3 separate regions of the Homo sapiens genome follow, and all the other regions are linked to region 2. Evidence: read pairs that join two places in POLR2A ChIA-PET (ENCODE). Cell type or tissue: CD4-positive, alpha-beta T cell. All regions are shown on one strand.

Region 1 (8,000 bases), 64 kb before region 2:
GTTGATTGCTAAATTTGGTCAGATTTCTCCCGACTGGCTGTTCCTCAATTCTTAGGATATGTCCCAGTAAAATTGCACTTTGTGAATTAATTGTTATATGCGTAATTGTTGCATTTTGGATATACCTAATTTGATAATTTTTTTAAAATTCCATTTAAGGTATCTATTTGCAGGTCAGAAAGTAAGAAAATGTAATTGTGTAATCCTCTGAAATGTAAAAAAAAAAAAAAAACAAAACAAACAAAAAACCTTCGGGGCTGGAATACAAAGGCATGAATCATGAACCCTCTGCTCAAGGAGTCAGGGCAGATGGGAGCTAAACAGGCATTCAGAAGGCTTATTATCTTGTTAACACTCGGTGACAACTCCTACCATAGAGGTAAGCACATGGTGGCCTGCCTGGAAGGCGACCCAGGCTGATTCTTTAAGGAAAGGGTAAACAGTATTTGCCCTGCCTCTGCTGAATCAGCTTCACATTCCTGCTCCCCAGCAGGCATGTTCGACACAATGGCGAGTCCCTCCCTTCCCCAGTGCCACACATGGGATGAACCAGTGTCACTTAGCATTAAATATTGCATAACTGATGTGCTCTGTTTTGGGATTAGACATATTCTGTGCCAGAAATAATACAACTGAGAATAATTGCTAAAAGGGACCAAGATAAGAACCTACACTTAGGAAAGAACTAGAGAGAGCTAGGAAATACTAGGAATGTCACAAAACACAAAAGGGTTTTGATTTTGATTATCTTGTCCCATTACTCAGAGGGGCAATCCTTGCAGTGTTTCCATATCCCTCTACACAGTTTCCAACCTGTGCCCACCAAATTAAAGCAACAACAAAAACCCTCCAAATTTCTTAAATCCATGCTGCATTCTTGTGTCTGACTACAATACTGGTAGAGATGGGAAGGGTTTCTTGGTGCATTTAAGGAAAACTTTGTTTCAGACACCCCATATACCACCAAAGCCATCACTGCTAGGCTGGTGATGGTTTAGATCTCTAGATCAGTGGTTCTCAAACTTGAACATTCCTTAGTATCCCCTGGAGGGCTTGTGAAAACATAGACTGTTGGGCACACTATCCCCAGAATTTCTGATTTGGTAGCTGTGGGGTGGAGGCCAGGTAAACAGGTGATGCTGATGTGGATGCCCTGGGGACACTCTTTGAGAACCACTGCCATAGGCAATTTCTAAGGGCATGGGTGATCCGCCTTTTACAATCTCTCTGATGCCTCATGCAGTCAGGACAGACATGTGGATGTGAAAAGGATAGGGGCCAGCAGGATTCCTAAATGCACTCATTAACACATGGTGCATTCCTTACTATGATGTTCCTGCCTCAGTCAGTCGCTGTTAGGAATTTTACTAACCACGAGAAGAGCCAGAGGACAGGAAAAAGAATCTAAGCTGGTCATCAGGTGACCAAGGTTTTGGTCAGGACTCGTCTACTTGCTTGGTGGTTGATTTCAGGGAAGTAACCTACATTATCTGTTACTGTTTGGTCTTCTCAGTGGAAAGTTCTCTCATCACATTAGGCTCTTAATATGACAAAAAGAAACTTAGGAAAGCAGTTTTTAAAAAGCAAAGTTTATTCTTGTTTTGTTTCTGTTTGGCTGCTTATCATACAGCAGAACAGACTACTGAAAACTGGACATTCAAAGCCTGAATTTCAAGACCTCACACTTGACACTTCCATGAAAGCAGGCAAAAGACTCAGGTGCAGGCAAGGAAAGGGGCTTCCACTGGTAGACAAGACCTTCATGCTTAGCCTTTGGTAACAAATGTCCAACAAGGAATGGCAGGTGATTTGGATGGTGGTAGGAGCGTAACAAAGAGGAATCTCAGAGCAGGGCATGTGTAAAGTTCCAGGCAGGGAGCAGCAGTGCTATTTCTCAGGACTCAGCAAGTCCTAGCTTGCAGGAGTGGTTTCAGGACAGGAGTCTCATCCCCGGATATTATGAGCCCCTCCTACCCATTTCAAATCACCTCCTAGGCTGGGTGCCAGATATTAACTAGACGGCTTCCACGAAGCAAGCTTGGATCAATGCTGGGTTTGCACCAAAGAAGGAATCCTTTAATCCCTCCCCTTCTTTTTTAGAGACAGGGTCTCACTACATTGCCCAGGCTGGTCTTGAACTCCTGGCCTTAAGTGATCCTCCCACCTCAGCCTTCTGAGTAGCTGGCATTACAGGTGTGAGTCGTTGCACCCAGCTGAATCCCCTCTGACTGAGAAAAGAACTGGCGCCAAGCTGAGCCTGAACTTGCTAATGGTATGAGTCAAGGAGTGTGCCCAATTAAGTTAATGGGCTCATCCATTGCCATGTGGACTATACAGTACCTGCTACCCCAAAGAGGCAGAGTCTGTTTTCCCACCTTGGGGGTGGCCTTGATCGTGAGACTTGCTTCGTCTAATAGAATGAGATAACAGTGACCGAGCACTACTAGTTTTGAACCTAGGTCTCGAGAGACCTTAATGCTTTTTTTTTTTTTTTTTTTTTTTTTTTTTTTTCTGTTTTGATCTTCTGCCATGGCCATGAGAAGGACATGCCCAGACTAGGTCACTGGTCCTGTGAGGAGGATGAGAGCTGTGTGGGGCAGAGCTGCCTCAGCTAAATTCTACCAGCCAAGCCCAGGCTAGAGCAGTGACCCCAGATGATCCCCCAAATGCACGAATGAACCCAGCTGAGGTCAGTCAAGTTCAGTACAGCTCAGCAGCCAACCCTCAGCTGATCCACTGACACATAAGCCACAATAATAAGTGCTCATTGTCTTAAGGTACTGAGTTTGGGATAATTTGTTACACAGCAAGAGGTAACTGATACAAGTGGCTACTATGTTAAGCTTGGGGATACCAACATGAATTAACACTAAATATCCACCTGCAAGTAACTTACAATGTAATGAGGAAGCAACAGTTACAATAAGGTAAGTGATATATGCTACTAGAGTTAGGGTTAGAGTTAGAGAACTTGAGAGGAACTTAACGGGTGCTATAAAAAAGGAACTCAATAGGTGCCATTCGGGTTCAGAGAAACAAGGCACAAACTCTGCCTTGGAGGTTAGCAAAGCCTGAGAATGAGAGTCTTGTCTACCAGTGGAGGCTCCCTTTCATTGCCTGCTTCTCAGGCAGAAAGGAAGTTTTCTCCAAAATAACACATGTGCCAAGCAAGGTGTGGACAAATAACCAGACAGCTCTGAGCATGCCCTGCATCGAACACTAGACCAATTGCTTATGGTTGGAAACAATTGAGATCAGACCCAAGGTTTGACTCACATAGGAACAAGTTAACTTCCTGGGATCCAGGGCAACAGAATCCACCTTCACCTCCAGTGGGCCATCTTGCGAAGGAAAGCTGTTGGACTCTAAAGGTGCAGTGGGGTCGGTCCATATCCATGGCCAATCCTGAGTGAGGGCCTTGCTGATGTGGAGAACCCCAGCTTAGTCACTGAGCAGGCATCTCCTTGTCCAAATACCAAGGACAGACACCGCAGGCCACCGACCACTGTAACAGCAAAATAAATTTGTTCCAGGGAAAATGCTAAACATGTGACTGATTTTTTTCCTGTAGTTCTTAAAAAAAAAAAATTCCCTGTGCATCTTGATGATGCATCATTTGTAAGATGCTTTGTTTGCCTACAGTGGTGTCTGGTGGAGGACTAGGGATGGACACTCTAATTCAGAAAGTAAAGAAAAGTAATTGACAGCTTTCCTTCTGTAATTTTGTTTGAGTTCATAAAATAGAGAATTGCTGTAAGCCTAAAAGCAACTGATGGCTGACACCAAAATCGAAACATGGATATGCTCAGCCTGACATCTTAGGAAGCCGCCAACGATACTGTGTGCAAGCCCATCACCCAGCATCTCCCTGGGTATCCCAGGCTTCTTAACCAGAGGAACTTGCACAGAGAAACCAAATTGTGGATGGTTACAGCCATGTGAGTAGGGCTGATCTATCTTTACCTGACAACTGCACATGCAAGGTTAGCCCTTGTTCTGAAGAGCAGATTCTTCTCTGAAATCTGATGCTCTTTGTCTGGACTTTTCAGAAGGAGAGAGAGCATAATGCTTAATTTTATAAGTGACTGATTTGAACTGTGTAACGTCTAGAGATATTTCTCAGAGGTTTACTATCGGTCACAAAAAATATAACATGACTCAGAGAAGAACTGATTTCCCTTTTTTGAAAAGTAGAGAAGCCACAGGGCAAACAAATGAGGCAGCTTCCCCTGGCTCATGCGGAAAGATTGACGTCAATCTCCAAGTAGCTGAGACAGCTCACGCTTGCTTGGGCTCATGAGGAAGAAGTGGAAATCTCTGTGCCACAAAACCCAAAGGCATAATGTCAAAACCCCATCTGTAAGCAGGAGAGAGCTTCAAGGCTGGATGGGCCATGGTCTGATTACAGAGCCAGTTTCACAAAAGACATGGGGTTTACAGCATCACAGGGAGAAAGAGGAGATCGTCAGTTAAATGAAAGAGAACAGTGGATAAAATGACTCTTTTAAGTGTGCTGCCTTTCAGTTCACTGGCTCACAATTTAATGGCAAATAACCAGAAAAATGCCACAAGTCGTCCTTGCTATGAAGTCTCCAAACTCTAGCTAGGTTTAATGGTGCAACATCTGCATATTTGTATTAGTCTGTTTTCATGCTGCTGATAAAGATATACCTGAGAGTGAGCAATTTACAAAAGAAAGAGGTTTAATTGGACTTATAGTTCCACATGGGTGGGGAGGCCTCACAATCATGGCGGAAGGCAAGGAAAAGCAAGTCACGTCTTACGTGGATGGCAGCAGGCAAAGAAAGAGAATTTGTGCAGGGAAACTCCCATTTTTAAAACCATCAGATCTCATGAGACTCATTCACCATCATGAGAACAGCTCAGGAAAGACCGCCCCCCACCCCCATAGTTCGATCACCTCCCCTTATGGGAATTGTGGGAGTTACAGTCAAGATGAGATTTGGGTGGGGACACAGCCAAACCATATAAATATTCCAGCTGCCACTTTGCAGAGTAAATGGTGAGAAGTGATTGGAATCTGGATATAGAGTGCAGGTCAAGCTGACAAATTTTGTATATGGTTTACATGTAGAGCATGAGAGAAAAGAGAAGGCAAGGATTACACCAAGGCCATGACCTGAACAGCTCTTGCCTCGGTGCCTCCAGGTGTGTGGGATGTGTTTGCTTTCTGCTTCTACCTTTCTGGTGCTACTATCAACTTTTTGTCCAGGAACCCCTTGTCTATGGAGTTGTGCCTTCCAGTGGTGTAGACCATCTGCTTCTTCTTCCCAAACCAGGAAACCGAAATGCCACAAAACAGCGCATGCCCTTACTGCGTGTGAAGTCCTTCGGCATTTTATCTTCTCTTCCATTAGTTGTATTTTTTAAAAAGTTTCTCAAAATCCACTACACAGATTCTCTATCCTCTATCGAGTCATGACCCACAATTTTGAAAATCACTCTTTCAGACAACACTGTATGAGAATATTTTTCCTGCTTGAAGCCAAGGGAGAAATAACACTGCTTCTATCCCCAGGCACACTCTAAAGGACACTGGAGAAAGGGGACAGAACCAGCAGCAGGTGCCCACACGTCAGGAAACACTCATCCGCTGAAACAGCTGAGCTTGCCTGGAGATTTGCAAGCAATATATCCAGGAACAACTCCTGGGCTTTTCTCCTGCTGAGCTCCCAGGATCACTCCCTTAGACTCAAATTGTCACCCCCAACTCGCTGTGGTGGCTGCATGGTCCAGATGGCGCTGCACCAACCACTCCTCTGGGGCTGGGACTCTAGGAAGCAAGTGACACACCTTCTTAAGACTAACCCGCAGGTCGGCTTTCTTATTTTTTTTTAAGCAATAATCTCTATGGAGACACCAACAGAGGGTAACAGTAATCATCAACAGAGAGAAGGCTTCGGAACACACAACACTTTCAGAATATGACAGTTTATAATGTCTTGGCCCATATCTACTGTGAAGCAGCAACATCAGTCTTCCAGCCTCTGACCATCACTCTCCTTTGTGAAGGCCCAGCAAGGAGCCCTTTCTAGTCCATGTTGATCAGCCACCTGCCTTGAGGAACTCGATTTAGGCTGTTTTATAACCATTGATTTGTGTTCATTAACTTAAACCTCGTCTCTTTTTAATGGGTTCTTCTATTAGTCTTAATAGTTTTTAATTTGTAATTAAAGTTTCCTAGAGTCACAAATTAAATATCATATCACAGGCAAATATAGATCATTTTGTCTTCTTGACTTAAAAAGTTATACCTTGTATTGCTGTTTCTGGACTTATTTCATTGCCCCGAACTTTTAGAGCTACATTAGACAATAGGAAATGGCAGGTATTTCGGAATTTATTGGAAATGCTTTCAACTTTTCTTTTCTTTCTTTCTTTTTGAGATGGAGTTTCACTCTTGTTGCCCAGGCTGGAGTGCAATGGTGTGACCTTGGCTCACTGCAACCTCTGCCTCCTGGGTTCAAGCAATTCTCCTGCCTCAGCCTCCCAAGTAGCTGGGATTACAGGTACACACCACCACACCCAGCTAATTTTGTATTTTTAGTAGAGACGGGGTTTCTACATGTTGGTCAGGCTGGTCTCGAACTCCCGACCTTAGGTGATCCACCCGCCTCAGCCTCCTAAAGTGCTGGGATTACAGGCAAGAGCCACCATGCCCAGCCGCTTTCAACTTTTCTCTCTTAAAGTATAATATTGTCTCGTTGGTATAAGATGTCATCCTATAATATCTAGTTAAGAGGGTTTTTAAAAATAACAATGATAGTTAAGCTTTATTAAATACTTCTTCAGCATCTATTTTTTTTTATTTTGTATTTTAAAGTATGCATTAATAGATTTCCTACCATTATATTAATATTACTCTGTCTTCTTGGAATAAGCCTTCAATGACATACTGAAATATTGTAACATATCTATGAATTTATTTTCAAGTGTTTTATTTAGGATGTCTGCAATTTTATTAATAACATGCTGTCTTTGCCAAAGTTGCTGATATTAAAAAAATAGATTATTTACATTAAAAATGATATTATAATTTTCTTTGTTATCTGGAAGAGTTTATAAAATATGGAAAGTCTCTTTTCCTCGAAAGCTTTAATGAATTTCCCAGTGAAATCTTCTGCCATGATTGTGAGGCCTCCCCAGCCATGCGGAACTATAAGTCCAATTAAACCTCTTTCTTTTGTAAATTGCCCAGTCTCAGGTATGTCTTTATCAGCAGCAAGAAAACAGACAAATACAAATATGCAGATGTTGCACCATTAAACCTAGCTAGAGTTCGGAGACTTCATAGCAAAAATGACTTGTGGCATTTTTCTGATCCCCTCCCTTCTCCAGGCTAATTTTTGTAGTTTTAGTAGAGACAGGATTTCGCCATGTTGGCCAGGGTGGTCTTGAACTCCTGACCTCAGGTGATCTGCCTGCCTCGGCCTCCCAATGTGCTGGGATCATGCACGCAGCCTAATTTCTGATTTTCATGTATAATTTTTCTCAATGAGCTTTACCAAGATATCTCTGACCAACTCTCAGATAGCCAGCTTTGGGGTTTATTTATCAATTCTCCTTTATTCCCTATATGTTTTTTGTCTTTAAAAATAAATAGTTGAAAATTTTCTGGTTATAAATTATGTAGAAAAATTAGGAGTACTCAGACAAAAAAACCTGCAGACTCCCTCAATGCTCTCCTCCTTAATCCTGATCTCCTCCCTTCTCCCCGGGTCAGGGATTTGAGAAGAAAGTAATGCTTAAGTTTTATATTTTATGGTTTGATTTTTGTTTTGTAATTTTTTACATTGTTATAAATGTATCCAAGTTTTTACTTGCAACAACAATTTTTATTTAATACATGGGCAAGAAAAAATATCTTCTTATTGATAGTTTATAGTTTGTGGGTGTATTGTCATGCCTGGTCTCATGTAGTTTAGTATCCTTATCTTTTTAATTTCTGATTTTCTTTTTCTTTCTTTTTTTTCTTTTCG
Region 2 (8,000 bases):
AAGACCAGAATGACATGCTGGTACAAAAACACAACCTCAAATCCAGTTCAAGCTTAGCACCATTTTTGGATCCATTAAATTAGATGGTTAACTTTCTACTTTCCAGGACCTATGTTCAAATTAGTGTCTCCTTCTAAGATCCTCACCCTTCCCAGCTTCTTCTAATTCTCTGTTGCCCCACTGCAAGGTGCCAACATGCTTTTCAGCCAGTAGAAGAGGCAGGAAAGATCTTTGTTAGTTAGGGCACCTCTGAGTCACTGCATGAAGGGACCTGTGGCTGGGAGGCCCCACCCTCCCTCCTCCTTGCTGGGCCAGCAGGGGCCAGAGCTCATTTCCAATTCTGCCCTGTTTGTGCTTGTTCTTTTTCCATGTAGTATTATCAAGAGCCCGTTTTTATGAGCTGCAACAGTGAGGTCTGTGCAAATAAACTTTCTGAGTAATAATAACTGTCCTAAATCATTTGCTCAGGAACAAACAGTGCTTTGCAACTGGCACAATCAGCTCCTCACATCTGAGTCAGGTTTGTAGCCTGCTTGAAGTGGATGCATGAGAAGGCTGCAGTGCTTTTAAGGGAACTGGAAGTTTCATTCATTGACTTGACAACCAACAAGTAACCAGAGAGAATAAACCAACCAACCAACAACAACAAATAGGATTACTTGCAACAAGGAAAGCAACTTAGACAACCCCAAATTTAAGAAAACAGAGGAAGAAAGGCGCCCACTCCCTCGTCATCTTGGCTATCATTATTTTTTAATTTTGCTCCAATCCCTTTTCATGTAAAATCTAAGAATCGCTGTTACGTAAACTTTGGTATCCAGCTTTTTCTTTTTTTAAAATTAACATCAATAGATTTTCTTCATCATAGTTGCTTTTTGTGGCTGAATAATTTTTCACATACCAAAAGGATTGTACGCATGTTCCATAATTTACTTAGCCAACTCTCTTACTGCTGAACACTTAGGTGATTTTTACTTTATATTTCTGCCATGATAAACAATACTATTATGAACACATTTATATTTTCAAATTTGTACATAATATGAGCTTGTGATTATTTGATTTTTTGGGTTTTTTTAGGCATTAAAGCTAGAATCACAATAGTAGGGGTAGAGAATGATACTACGTATTTACAAAAAACCTAAGAAAAATGATGCTGATTTTCTTGTATCTTCTGGAATCTGTAGAAAAGGCCACCCCTTTAAGAGCTTATGACCTGCTACCTGCAGCTGACAATGGGTGTGCTATGAGAATGAAAGTTGGATGAACGTGTTGTAAGAAGAAAACACATCTTCCCCTTCTACCCACCTTAGGTTCATTGGCTGGGTCCCCTGTAACCAAATGCAGATTAATAAGAGCAAAGTCAGCCGGGCGTGGTGGCTCATGCCTGTAATCCCTGCACTTTGGGAGGCCAAGGCAGGCGGATCACCTGAGGTCAGGAGTTTGAGACCAGCCTGGCCAACATGGTGAAACCCCGTATCTACTAAAAATACAAAAATGAGCTGGGCATGGTGACTTGTGCCTGTAGTCTCAGCTACTTGGAAAGCTTGAACCCAGGAGGTGGAGTTTGCAGTGAGCCAAGATCGTGCCACTGCATTCCAGGCTAGGTGTCACAGTGAGACTCTGTCTCAAAAAAAAAGCCAACAAATTTATTTAATAAGTTTTACATGACACAGAGCCCTCAAATGACATGAAGACCAGAAGAAACAGTTAAACCTGTGTGTTTTTATGCTGTTTGATAAAAGATGAGAAAGCCATGGAAGGATGTGGTAGGTTAAAGGGGATGAGTAAACTGAGGGAAATTTAGCAAGTCCTGTGTGTTCAATTCCTCTCCGTGCCCCTGTGTCTTCAGAAGAGGGGCACCTCTCACATGAGGGTCTTGTGGCCTGCTTCAGGGGAAGGTCAGAGTGCAGGGGAAGGTCAGAGTGCAGGGGAAGGTCAGAGCGCTCTTCTTGCACTTGCCACACCTCAATATATTTTTTTTTTAAGAGACAGGGTTTCACTCTGTTGCCCAGGCTGGAGTGCAGTGGTGCAATCATGGCTCACTGCAGCCTCGAACTCCTGGGCTCAAGTGATCCTCCTGCCTCAGCCTCCCAAGCAGCTGGGACCACAGGTGCATGCCACTATACCCGGGTCATTTTTTTTTTTAACTTTTGGTTGAGACGAGGTTTTGCTATGTTGCCCAGTCTGGTCTCAAATTCCTGGCCTCAAGGGACCCTCCCACCTCTGCCTCCCAAAGTGCTGGGATTATAGGCGTGAGCCATCTCACCAGGCCTATAGTTCTTTGGCTTAAAATACTCAATGTGCTAACATGCTGTACTTTGAGGTAGTGTGCCTTGAATCCCATCAGTGTCCTTCTTATCTCTCATATGCAGGCTTATTTGTAGAATAAATGGATCCTCCCAAGAAGGGTTCATGGAGAAAATTCCCCCTTGGGTGTCAATATCTGAAAAACATGGCCCTGAAGTGCATATTGTGTTTTATTTTACAAACATTATGAATCCTGTAAACTAGTGGTGTGGATGTCTTGGCTTCAGCTAGCAGAGAGCTGGTGCATTTGTGGCTCACTTCTAGCTAATATTTAGGATCATTTGTTATACATTTTTCTGCTAATCATACCTTTAATTTATTTCCAGTATGCTGCTGCTATTTAAAATTATGTTAAAAAGGAATTCTTGGTAATGTAAAAAAAAAAAAAAAAAAAACCTCAGAACACAGTAGTGTATGCTCTATACAAAATGACATTTTTTAAAAAGACAGAAAAGGGCCAGGTGCAGTGTGTCTCACGCCTATAATCCTAGCACCTTGGGAGGCCGAGGTGGGTGAATCACCTGAGGTCAGGAGTTCAAGATCAGCCTGGCCAACAAGGTGAAACCCTGTCTCTACTAAAAATACAAAAATTAGCCAGGCGTGGTGGTGGGTGCCTATAATTCCAGCTACTTGGGAGGCTGAGGCAGGAGAATTGCTTGAACCCTGGCGGCAGAGATTGCAGTGAGCCAAGATCATGCCACTGCACTCTAGCCTGGGCGACAGAGCAAAACTGTGCCTAAAAAAGAAAAAAAGACAGAAAAGAAATACATCTGGAATTAGAAGTGAGTACTGGGGAGCAGGGGGGATTATGGATTATATTTTTCAAGCTAGCTTTTGTGAAGTTTTTAAAACATGAACATGCATTACTTTTATAAGGCTAATGGGAAAAACCATTAGCTTTGGAAACCAAAAAAAAAAAAAAAGAAAGCAAGTGAAGATCCCTCTGTGCACATGGGGCCGGCACCATTTACCTGTAATGGCATCAGGAACATTAGGAAATTGGAAACGGGAGCATCAGCACTTGCACAATTTAATAATTTGCTGATCACTGCCATGCATTAGACTTTAACTATTTTGTCTACAAAGCATGAGCATGCCTTTATGTAGTTAATGCAGCCACATTAAACATTTATATGATGTCTATTTTCCCAGGGCTTGTTTGTTTTCACTTTTTCATATCGGGAGCTGATGCAGCTGCTCTCTGTCTTCTCAGGTGAGGCTCCTGCAGGTGGAGAGGCAAGAAAGCCTCCTCTGTGGCATGCCCGAAGCTGCAGAGAGCTTCTAGGCAGAAAAGTTTGCCTTTTTTTTTTTTTTTTTCCCTCTTTCTCTCCCCTCTGCCCTCCCAGGGCATTTCCTGGGTGTCACGCTCGTGTTTCATTTTGATTGATGCTAATGGCATTTTCAAACTGCAATTTCCCAGGCTTACTTAAAAACCATACTTGGAGATTGTGATAGCAATGTTTCCAATTAACACAACACTCTTCACCCAAGTTTTCAATACTTGGTTAATTCATGGAAAATGAACTCAAAGGATTTAAGAAACTATTTCTCTCCCAAAACAGTTGTGCATTGGAAACACGATCAAGTTCTGAATCTCTAAGCATATCCTGCATGAAAATTAGCTCCATGAAATTAAGCTTCCTTTTTTATTTTTTTGAGACAGGATCTCACTCTGTCACCCAGGTTGGAGTGCAGTGGTGCAATCATGACTCACTGTAGCCTCAAACTCCTGGCCTCAAGCAGTCCTCTTGCCTCAGCCTCCCAAAATGCTAGAATTACAGGCATGAGCCACCACACTCGGCCATAATCCCTTTCTTATGCCTCCTTCTTAGGGTTGCCAGATAAAATATAGGGCATCCAGTTAAATTTAAATTTCAAGTAAACAACAAATAATTTTTTTTTAGTATAATTGTGTCCCAAATACTGTATCATTTTTCTCCCCTAAATGATGAACCTTCCCCTCTGGTTAGAACTGGCCATGTCCAGAAAGGAAAATTTGATCAGTGCCTTATTGCCATAGTGGTGTAGTTGAGATCGGATTTGGCAGTTTAGACAAAATGGCTCATTTGATGCTTTTCTTCAAGGACAAGGTGATTTTTACTCTGTCAAAAACAAATTAAAAAAAAAAAAGTTGGCCTTTGCCAATTCGATCTTTAAACTTGTTGCCATTTTGTTTTTGATTCATGAGTCATGATGTACCCAGCTATGAAACAGAAAAGGTGCTTTGCCCCGTGGGCAGAAGAGTTGGTTTTTGTAAGGCAGCTTGAGCAGGAACAAGGAAATAGCATAAGACAAACCAGAGGTGGGGTGGCATCAGGTCACCTCAGGCTGCCTTCCTCACAAGGATTGAAGCAGAGGGACTTTCTTACCACATAGCTTACAACTGGATCTCCCTTCTGATTTCTCAAATGTCAGATAAACAACGTCGTTTCAGTTTGGTGACATGGAATTTAAGTATGAGTGACTCCATTTTGGAACAACTCTGTGGGGCTGCTTGGAAGCCCCCGGAGAGAAGCCTGAGCTGCATCTCACCGTGTGTTTCATCCATGGCGTGCTCCCAGCTCTAGCGTGCGTGGAGAGAGGTCATGGAGTGTGGTTGCTTTACTTTCTACAAAAGTTCCGAAAGCAGGAGCCCACTGGGTGAGCTGGGGAAGGAACAGAATGGGAGGGGGAGAGAGGAGGAAGTCACTGCAGCTCGTGATCTCACCCCTAAACCTTCTGTTAGTCAAGTTCCTAGCCCCACAAAACGCTTGGTGTGAGTAGATACCTTATGTAACTGGTGAGGTGCCTGGGCTTTTTTATCATTGTGTCTAAGGGATGGAACAGAGGCAGCTCACACAGACTCAGAAGCATTTAGGACAGAAGAGACCACGAGGAGGAGCCCCCTGGGAACTTGCAGGAATGGTGGAAGACTGACAACGTCCCCCTGACATCTAGGTTACAGTTTTAGAGTAGACGGAGCTGTGCATTTGGCAACTAACTGCCTCTATTCAATTCTTGTATCTACTACTACTAGCTGTGTGATCTTACGCAAATAACTTAACCTCTCTGATCCTCAGATTTCACATCTTTAAAAACAGAATATTAACACCTACATCCAGGGTCTCCTTGAGACTTAAATGAGGCATGGAGGTGATGCACCCGGTAGGTAGTAGGAGTCTCCAATAAGTTAGTTGTCTTTTTCTCTTAATTCCACTATTTCTAGGAGGTGAATACACTAGAAAAAAGTTTGTACAGCTGAATAACTAATCATACACAAACAATGTGGTGAACAATTCTTTTCCTACAACTTTCAGGTTACAGAGGAGGGGCGGGGAAAGATGACGTCACAAGAGCAGGGTTAGTTGCACCAGCAAATGAGGCAGGTTTCCGTACCCCTGCAACCCCCGCCTTGCTGCACACGTGCACACACATACACACACGCACACGCTCAAGAATGGGTCCTCCATCCTCCAATGCCAACTTTTATTATAGTTCAGTCATTTGAAATTACTCGTACCAAGTCTTTTCTCCATTTTTGTGCATAATTGAATAATCCAGCTACTTAACAAAGGCCTTCGTGTATCTTTATTCTTCCTCAAACCCTTCAAAAAAATGTATAACTTTTGCCAAAACTTATCCAGAAGTACCAATGTGCTTGCGATTAGGACTTCTTTCCAGTTGAGCTCACTGCCATATCTAAATCTGTGTTAGCTACAGACTCCACACAGAGAGACCCATGAACGAAAACTCAATCTACACCATGGGCATCAGGGCTGCTTTCAAGGGTTTGATTCAACGACAGTCTTAATCGGAGTGCACAACAGCTGGTGTAAATCCAAGCCTTCGCCTTGGCAAGAGAGGAGCTGCTTTCAGAGCAGGCCTGATGGGTGAGGCTGGAGAGGCAGGCTGCCTTTCTGATAGAGCTCATCAGGGACTTCCCATGAGAGCCGCCCGCAGTGCCTCAATGCTGAGATAGAAAAGATGAGTTTAGTGAGAGCTCAGAGTGGTTGTACATAAGCAAAACTGTGATCTCCCAAGAGAAGGGCAGAGATGGCCATGCAGATGGCTGCAGGCACATGCAGATGCCTGTGGCTTTGTCCTCTCCCCTGGAAATGCAGAAGAGAATGGTTCCCTTGTCCTCTGCTCTCTCTCAACCATCCTGCAGGAACTTATAAGAAACACCTTTGTCATCGCCTAAAGGGAGTGAGGAGTGAACTGTAAATCTCAGGTCTGGTGTAACGAGATGATTTTTGCAGTAGGATAGAACATTTTATCAATCCTAAGAGCAACATTCCAGTCTTTTTTCAGATAGGACCACTCCGCTAGCATAGATTTAACCCAGAAATTAGGAACGCAGAGGACTGATTGTATCCCCAGTGGCTCTAGCCAGAAACAATTATCCACTTGGCTCATTAAAACAAGTAACAAATGGCTAATTGTCTCCACAATTTGCCAAGTGCTGGTTCAGTTACTTGTGCCTGTGAACTCAGGAATATGAAGAGAGGCTGGCAAGAATAGAAGAGGAACTAAAATTCTGCCATACATAGATGGGTCCATCATTTTATTTTTTATTCTCTTCCTTAGTGTGGGGAGAGTGGAGCAGGGGGTACAAAAAGAGAAGGATTGAACAGGATGACCCTATGTTACTTTCTGTGTTTCAAGTACTATGATTCATGGTGAAACAAAATGAATAGAATCATACCAGATCTGTGATCAGTTTCAGCAGAATATACATCATCATGAAGTCCCCAGGAGAGGTGAACAAGGAAGGAATGCTCTCCTCACGTTTCTGGAAGTTCCCTGAGGCCCTGCCCAGCTTCTCTTTGGTGATAGGTGAGACCCAGGTGCAGCAGCCCAGCCGTGCTGGGGGGGACTCGGCCTGAGCAGAAGGCAGCAAGAGGAACCTGGGTCCACCCTTCTGTCCTAGTCCATTAGTGCTGTTACAACAACATACCCGAGAATGGATAATTTATAAACAGCAGGAATTTATTTCTTATACTTCTGGAGGCTGAGAAGTCCAAGATCACTGCACCAGCAGATCGGGTGTCTGGTGGGAGGTCTCTGCATCATAGATGGGGCCTTCTACGTGTCCTCTCATGGCAGAAGGGCCAAACAGATGCACCCAAGCCTTTTTATAAGGTCATGAATTCCATTTCTGAAGGCGGAACCCTCCTGACCTAATCACCTCCTAAAGGTCTCACCTCTTAATGCTGTTGCATTGGGGGTTCAGGCTCAACATGAATTTTGGAGGGACACCAACATTCAAATCATAGCACTTTCCTTCTGAAATTATTGGTAGGATGAAGCTCTGGACTTCTGCCTAACACCTCCCTTCTTCCCTTTATTCTTCTGCATTTGCATCTAGCTTGATTTTTTATTTTTCCCAAATTTTCTGAAGATCAGAAAATTGTATCAGTAAATTTCCGGTGATAAAACACCAACAGCCCGTTCTACTCTTGCACAGTCAGGACGGGGTGTGTCTGTGCTGAGGACAACAGGCAGACTCAAGTCCTCTGTCTTCTTCAGAGACACCCTTGAGAGCAAACAAGGAAAATGAAAAGGAAGTTAATAAAAATAAATATTAGGCAAAAGATCATAAAAACTTTAAATGGGAATGAAATAAGAAAGAAAGAGACACAGGGAAGGAGAGAGATGGTGTCTGGGAGATCCTTCTACATGAAAAGTTCCCAGCAGGCAGAGATGACCCT
Region 3 (8,000 bases), 82 kb after region 2:
GAATAAAAAGTACATTTTATAGGATTTATTTTTACCTTTCTAATGCATATGTACACGTATATTTAAGAAAAAAAATTCTAGTTGACTTTTTACTTGCCCAAGATCTGAATAGGATTGAAAGATGAAAGACCACCATGATCCTCTTTGACAAACATGTACACATGTGAGCTCACTGTTCCTGCACGTCTGATTTATTATGCTAATTGGCTTTGGGCAGCCTCTCACAAACATGTCTATAGGAGGTCCCTAGTGTAATTCTCAGTCTCTTAATTACATAGACTCGTCTTTGGAGTCTGAATAAAATAGGTGAATGGATTTTCTTCCTGTAAACACTGCACTCAGGCACCTGCTGTTGGCTGCATGATGTCTTAAAGCTTCACTACGCCACCCAAGAGGCTGACTAGTTTACTTTGATGGCGCCATCATCTGCAACCCCATGTTCATGCCTTCACATTATCTAAGACTTGGGCACCTAATGGCCTTCGGATTTCTAGCTTTTCTTTCCTCAGAAAGGTTCTCCACATGGCCTTTCTTAGGGATGGCCCAGCAGCACCCAGTCTCACAGGGCTGCCTCGGCCTCCAGGTCCTAGCTTTTTGCATCTGCATGCCATTTCAGCCACCATTGTTCATGGCCAAACTGTGGAACTCATAATGGATTGAATGGCACTAGCGCCAATGTTCTGCTCATTCTTTACAGATAACACCAACCACAGAGGAAGCAGAATCTAATTAGCTCTTACATGGTGCAGTCAACAGCAAGAGGGCAGAGCTCTGGTGGTCCCTATATTGGGTTTCCCTGTTAAGGGCTTGCAGGGAAGGCCAGTTGAAATTCTTGAATCACTTCATGCTATTGTCTTGATATTTGCTGTGACCTGCTAATGGCCTGTAGAGCAGGGTCCCTGTCTTGTTCTGGTTTTCCTTGAGCATAATTGGCTTCCTTGCATGGATTTGGGTGTCCTTGGTTTCTAGAACATTTCTGGGACCTGATAAAAATCCTGGAAGAAAGGTCTTTGGCTGCCGCCTCCTCCTGGGCTCTGTTGTTCTTCAGGTAAACACAACTGGGAGGAGAGTGAAGGTGGGGATTGAGAACCAAACAGCCTGTTAAGTGATGTTGAGTTTTGTGCTATGCTTTTCAGCTTCCAGGGGACCCAAGTGTTCATTCCAAAGGGATCGCTTGAAAAATATAATCTCAGGATTTACAAATCAAACCCAAAATACAAGGATAAGCAGGCCCTGAGAAAGCTAGCTCCTCAAATCCTAACTCATAAGAAAACTATTTGCACCAGGATGAGGGTGAACTTATCTCTTATGATTCATAGTATTTGCCTGAGAACTGAACCACCCTTCAGCTGGAGCTCACTCAAAGGTTGAACTACAGATGGAAGCTTGGGGGATGATTATAAAATCACGACATATAGTGCTTAATGTTCCCAAGAGGGCATTTAATCCCCCATAATGGATCAATCGCTCTTATTCTTCTTGAAGAATTTTTCTACTCCTAGAACCAGGTCTGATCCATCACCTAGAATCAGAATGTTCTCTACCTTTGGCAAAGCTAGTTGCAAAGTCTTACTGTTACTTTTTTTTCTTTTTTTGGCTGTAGACTCAATGTCAACTGCTGCTTATTTCAATTCATGAATCAGCAAATATCTTTGTGTGTGTGTGTGAGAGAGAGAGAGAGAGAGAGTGTGTGTGTGTGTGTAGGCTTTATTGATGCACCTGTAACTGGAACTCTCTTCTTACCTCTTAGACCTCAGCTCTCTGCAGAGACCCCTTAAGTAACTGACCAAAAATAACCAGCCCTGTTACTCACTACCACACCTGTTTTTTTTTTCTTATCGTGAGCCATGATAAGCTTGTTTGCCTGCTCCTTTTCTACCTCAACCTTCATGAAGACAGAGATTTGTTTTCTTTTTTTTTTTTTTCTTTTTGAGACGGAGTCTTGCTCTGTCGCCCAGGCTGGAGTGCAGTGGCACGATCTTGGCTCACTGCAACCCCTGCCTTCTGGGTTTCAAGCAATTCTCCTGCCTCATCCTCCCGAGTAGCTGAGACTACAGTCACCCACCACCATGCCTGGCTAATTTTTTTGTATTTTTAGTAGAGGCTGGGTTTCACCATGTTGACCAGGCTGGTCTGGAACTCCTGACCTTAGGTGATACACCTGCTAGGATTACAGGCATGTGCCATTGTGTCTGGCCGAGATCTGCTTTCTTTATTTTATGTTTAATCCATGTCCAATACAGTGCCTGGCCTAACTCAAAAGCTATTTATTGAATGCACAAAATGTGCATATGGGACATTTCACAAGAAAAGTGGCTTGGTAGGAGTTGGTAAATGAAGAGGCTAGATCTATGAAAGTTCTCACCAAGCAAGGTGGTATCCTCAGAGACAGGACACTAGGGAAAGACTGGGAGGGTTTCTTCAGGAATGTGAGGAATTTTGTAGATATTTGGAATCTCTTGCCCTCATGGTGAGTAGTCAGAAAGAAACAGACCCATAGGATACAGGGAACAAGAACATAAAGAAGACAGCCAGGATTGAGAAAGTGGCCAGTGAAGCCACGAGAGCAGGTGTATTTTCACAGGGGCAGAGAGTAAAAAATAACAACCAAGAGCGTGGGTGAATGCCAAGGCAGCCTCAAGAGAAACAGGCAAGAACCAAGCCCTGGGAAAGTAGCACGTCAGGACTTGGCTGCAGGGACAGGGGTAAGCCCGTCAGAGCCCCTGCATGGCTTTCAGATTACACAGACTTTAACCGCCCAGTTTACCCTCACCCCAAACCTTTATAAATCACCTAAGAGCTAGAAGGAGCCTATAAGGTATTTTGTCCAACACTCTTATTTTACAATTGAAAAACAATGAGTTAAAACTGGGCCTGGTTATTGACAGAGGTGGGTCTACCATCTAACTGTGCCTTCTTGTCCAGCATTTCCTCCACTTCCCATGTATCCAGAACCTAGAATTAAAACAACTGGCCGGGCACAGTGGCTCATGCCTGTAATCCCAGCACTTTGGGAGGCCAAGATGGGAAGATCATGAGGTCAAAAGATCAAGACTGTCTTGGCCAACACAGTGAAACTCTGTCTCTACTAAAAATACAAAAAATTAGCCAGGCATGGTGGCACGTGTCTGTAGTCCCAGCTACTCGGGAGGCTGAGGCAGGAGAATTGCTGAAACCTGGGAGGTGGAGGTTGTGGCGACCCAAGATCGTACCACTGCACTCCAGCCTGGGCAACAGAGCAATACTCCATTTCAGAACAAAAACAAAAAGAAAAACAAACCATGTTCTAAGTATTTCAAACATTTGTCTATTGTCTGTAGGATTTACTCCCTCCAGTTTCCTAGCAGAGAGAGAAAAGAGTAAAATTAGAATGATATGCATTTATTTCAATATTGAAACCACATTTTGAAGAGTTCACTGAACTAAATGAAGAACCTAAGCTGGTCTATTAACTATAAGCAGACTTCGCACATGAAAAACGGGACATTTTCTGGATGATTGACACTAAATTCAACTTGGACAGTGAGCTAGCATCCAGGAGAGCCAGTTACTTTGGTTTTAACAAACCCCAGAGAATGGATTTCCAGTCCTGTCTACTCAGTAGAATCAACTAAAGTTAGTTTTCCCCAGCTACAAATATCTACAAGTGTTAGCTAAAATATGAAGTTTATTTAAAAATACATAGTTGAATTAACAAAGACAGAGATTCTCAAATGCTAGAAACAAAGAGAAAATTAAAAGCCATACCAATATAGTGTGTGTCAAAGGTGTAGTCATCAGGGCTGAGAGCAGGGAGTTATCTGACCCAGAAATAAGAGTTTTAAGTTAGCATCCACATGAAGACAGGAGAGGAAGTTTGGGGTAGGGTTGGAACGGAGAGCTTTATATAAAGCTGATATCTTTGAAACTCACCACCTTCAATGAAGAGGAAACAAAACCAACCCATCGACGTGCTGCTACCCAGGTCTCAGAAAAGAAAAAAAAAAAAAAGTCTGAATTTAAATTACTTGCGTGGGGCAGGAAACTCTAAGTTAAGCTTGTAACATATGAATTGGCCCTGGGTTGATAATACCCCTGTAGCAATTCAAGATATTGAGGTAACAAAATTATCTTAAAAGATTAAAAAATAAGTATGTTTGAAGTTATGAAAGCGATTTCAAAGAAGAAATAGAAAATGTAAGGAAGAACAACACGTAATGAAAACAGGACAGATTGACAAAAGGAACAACTAGAAGCACGAGGGATAGTTTGAATTGAGGATGGACTGAATAGATTTAGCTACGCTCTCTACTTTTTGTCATTAGTTATCATTAGTTTATTAAAAAAGACAGATCTGGAAATTATTTACATGATGAAAGATTTCAGAACTTCAGTGGAATGGGCAGCTTCAAGTTGATGTCATTTCAATAGTAACTTATTTCAGTCTACATACTTCCCAAGAATGCACCATCTCTTTTTTATGTATTTATTATTTTGAGAAAGAGTCTCACTCTGTCGCCCAGGCTGGAGTGCAATGGCATGATCTTGGCTCACTGTAACCTCCGTCTCCTGGGTTCAAGCCATTCTCCTGTCTCAGCCTCCCGGGTAGTGGGGTTATAGGCACACACCACCACGCCCGGCTAATTTTTGTATTTTTAGTAAAGATGGGGTTTCACCATGTTGGCCAGGCTGGGCTCAAACTCTTGACTTCAGGTGATCCGCCCACCTTGGCCTCCCAAAGTGCTGGGATGACAGGCGTGAGCCACAGTGCCCAGTCAGAATGTCACCGTCTCTAAATAAGAAATAATCCTTGTCATCTAGAACTACTCTGGTGCCTCCATATTCTAGGAGAAGAAATTTATCTCCAACTCTCATGCTAACTGGTTGAATCTCTCCACCCTTTCCTTTAGAACCTGATCCAACAGCTACTCCTTTTGCTTGCAATACTTTTCCTTGAGATTTTTCTGGAAGCATAATGCCTCCTTTGGTTACAGTTGTGGTGGCAATCCTTTCAACAAATACTCTGTCAAAGAGTAGAAGAAACTTTCTAAATGCTTGTCCTGCCATGACTTCCTCAACCGCAGACTCATACTCCGCTCTCGTGCAGCACCACAAGGAGAGATCCCTCTATTCTTAATTTATAATGACATCCTCCTTTGGTTTTTTGGTTCCATAAAAGCTCTTATTAAAAAAAAACAAAACAAAAAGAAAAAAACAGTGAAATGTTGAACTTTTTTTTAAAAAAATTTTACTTTAGGTTCTAGGATACCTGTGCAGAATGTGCAGGTTTGTTACATAGGTATACATGTGCCATTGTGGTTTGCTGTGCCTATCAACCTGTCATCTAGGTTTTAAGCCCCACATGCATTAGGTATTTGTCCTAATGCTCTCCCACCCTTTGCCCCCCACCCCCCGACAGGCCCCGGGGTGTGATGTTCCCCTCTCTGTGTTCATGTGTTCTCATTGTTCAACTCCCACTTATGAGAGTGTCGAACATTTTACGAGGTTGAATAATGTTCCTTCAAAATTTATGTCCACCTGGGACCTCGAAATTGGCCTTTGCACACAGGGTCTTTGCAGATGTAATCAAGCAAAGATGAGGTCATACTGGATTGGGGTGGATCCCCATCTAAATGACTGGTGTCCTTCTAAGGAGGCCATGTGAAGACACACATAGAAACGCAGAAACACAGAAATATGGAACAGAAAGCCATGTGATGACAGAGGCAGAGAGGGGAGCAATACAGCTGCAAGCCAAGAAATGCCAAGGACTGCTGGTATAGGGGTCAAGGGAACTCTCCTTCCACTCTCTGAAGGTGTGATGATTTGAGTCTCTGAAATAAACATTACAGTAGACAGATTAACAGGAGAAAAGGCACACAAATTTATTACATGCATAAAGCAAAGGGGTTCCACAAAATATGAGACTCAAAGAAGGGCCAGGTGGTTGAAGCTTAGGTAGCATTTTAAGCTACAGAAAGAAATGGGGGCTTGGGGCTTCTGGCAGGGGGCAGTTGGCAACAGGTTATGGAAGGTGAGGAGAGGAAATATTTAATATATTGTAAATGAAAGGTTGTCTTGTTAGGCAGGTTGTCTCTCAGGTGGCAGCCCTGAAAAAAAAAGGGGACACTCTCTTTCAATCTCTGGACTCTGTCTGGGTTGCTAATATGATCTTTCCTAGACCTGTCTTTAGGCTGATAAGAAGGCCTCAGAGAAAGCTTCGGCTTGCATCTGCCATTTGGTTTACTGATGTAGATAGATGTAAATTTCTTTTACAAAAGGACAGCTTTTTAGAGCTATTTCTGTGTCTGCAGCTTCTCTGAATAGCTATCTCGATATATGCCAAAAAAGTATATTTTGGGGTAGCATATTTTGGTCTCCCACACTGGCAACCACCAAAAGCTCGGATTCTTCCTTAGAGATTCAGAGGCAGCATGATCCTGCAGACACCTTGAGTTTAGACGTTCAGCCTTCAAAAATGAGAGAAGTAACTGTCTGTTGCTATAAGCAAATCAGTTTGTGGTACTCTGTTATGGCAGTTCCAGAAAACTAATACAAACATATATTCAATAAAAATTCAGAAGGAGGAAACAGAGGTTTCAAGCAAGGCAATATTTGAAGAACATATAACTGAGAATTTTCCAGATTAGACAAAAGACAAGAATCATCAAATTTCAAGTCATCAAATTCAGCAAATAAAAATATAGAATTTCCAGTCACATTTGAATTTTAGATAAGCACAAAATAATTTTTAACACAAGTATGTTCTATGCAATATTTGAGTCATAATTACCTAATTCAAATTTAACTCAGCTGCCTATAATTTGTCTGGCAACCCTACTCAAATTGGACAATCAGAGAGTCCTGAACAGGACACATGAAAATAAACAAATGCCTAAATGAATCACCATGAAACTGCTGAGCAATAATAACAAAGAGAAAAACCTTTAAAACCGCCTTTAAACCCTTTAAAAACTACCACAGAAGCCAAAACAATGGATAACAGCAGATTTATCTTTAATGATAATAGAAACCAAAGAGAAATGGAATTAGAAACTCGAAGGGCCAAGGAAGAGCTGTCAAATGCATTCAGATACATTATCATTCAAGAGTAAGGACAAACTAAAATGTTTTATTACATGGCTGGACACAGTGGCTCATGCCTGTAATCCCAGCACTTTGGGAGGCCAAGGCAGGGGGATCGCTTGAGGTCAAGAGTTCAAGACTAGCCTGGCCACCATGGTGAAACCCCATCTCTACCTAAAATACAAAAATTAGTCGGGCGTGGTGGTGCACACCAGTAGTCCCAGCTACTTGGGAGGCTGAGGCAGGAGAATCGCTTGAACTTGGGAGGCAGAGGTTGCAGTGAGCCGAGATCGCGCCACTGCACTCTAGCCTGGGTGACAGAGAGAGACTCTGTCTCAAAAAAAAAAAAATATTATGACAAAGGCAGAATATTTTCCATTCACAGACCTTGATTGGAAGGATTATTGATTCATATACTAGGAAGTAATGCAAGGAGAGAAATTGCTGAGCATGTGGTCAAGTTTAAATATCGTTGCAGGTGGTCTTATAGCAGGCTCCCCAGTGCGGTCAGCCCCTTGATATTCATGCCTGTGTACAATCTCTCCTTGAGTGTGGACTTGCTTCTAACATATATAATGCAGCAGAAGTAATGGGAGGTCACTTCTAAGGTTAGGTTATAAAAAGGCTATGGCTTCCATCTTGGCTGCTTGCTCTCTTTCTTCTCCCTCTCCCCTCTCTCTCCTTCCCCCCGCCGGTCCCCAACACTCAAATCACTCATGCTGGGGAAAGTTAGCTGCCATGTTGTGATCAGCCCTGTGGTGAGGCCTACATGACATGAGCAGGAGCTGTGCCCTCAGTCCAACTGCTCACGAGGAACTGGATTTTGCCAAACCACATGAACGAGCTTGGAATCAGGTTCCTCAGCTCCACTTGAGCCTTGAGATGGCTGCAACCCTGGCCAACAGCTTGACCACAGTCTCATGTGAGGCTCTAAG

The links. ChIA-PET counts read pairs that join two places held together with the same protein. Peaks named below come from ENCODE experiments on the same cell type or tissue, not always from the same donor. Only the 100,000 strongest peaks of a DNase experiment are listed, where the experiment ranks them.
Region 1: POLR2A ChIA-PET joins it to region 2 with 14 read pairs; 14 of 35 experiments call an interaction of 5 or more read pairs at or near these places.
Region 3: POLR2A ChIA-PET joins it to region 2 with 22 read pairs; 13 of 35 experiments call an interaction of 5 or more read pairs at or near these places.

What each region holds. Positions count from the first base shown.
Region 1 is chr2:234,304,730-234,312,729 of GRCh38, forward strand. No RefSeq gene overlaps it. Among named protein-coding and RNA genes, the nearest start is that of LINC01891, 150 kb to the right of the region's middle. RefSeq lists an enhancer at 4,314-4,453. In CD4-positive, alpha-beta T cell, no CTCF peak of the experiment used is centred here; a DNase peak (open chromatin) is centred at 4,272; H3K27ac peaks cover 1,540 bases.
Region 2 is chr2:234,368,671-234,376,670 of GRCh38, forward strand. No RefSeq gene overlaps it. Among named protein-coding and RNA genes, the nearest start is that of LINC01891, 82 kb to the right of the region's middle. RefSeq lists an enhancer at 1-66. In CD4-positive, alpha-beta T cell, no CTCF peak of the experiment used is centred here; DNase peaks (open chromatin) are centred at 261 and 4,601; H3K4me3 peaks cover 329 bases; H3K27ac peaks cover 1,284 bases.
Region 3 is chr2:234,450,738-234,458,737 of GRCh38, forward strand. LINC01891 (long intergenic non-protein coding RNA 1891) reads right to left here and starts at 3,858. Exons shown (of 3, transcript NR_146988.1): 1 at 3,748-3,858. It also overlaps the pseudogene HSPE1P9. In CD4-positive, alpha-beta T cell, no CTCF peak of the experiment used is centred here; DNase peaks (open chromatin) are centred at 264, 1,674, 2,684 and 3,904; H3K4me3 peaks cover 4,109 bases; H3K27ac peaks cover 4,702 bases.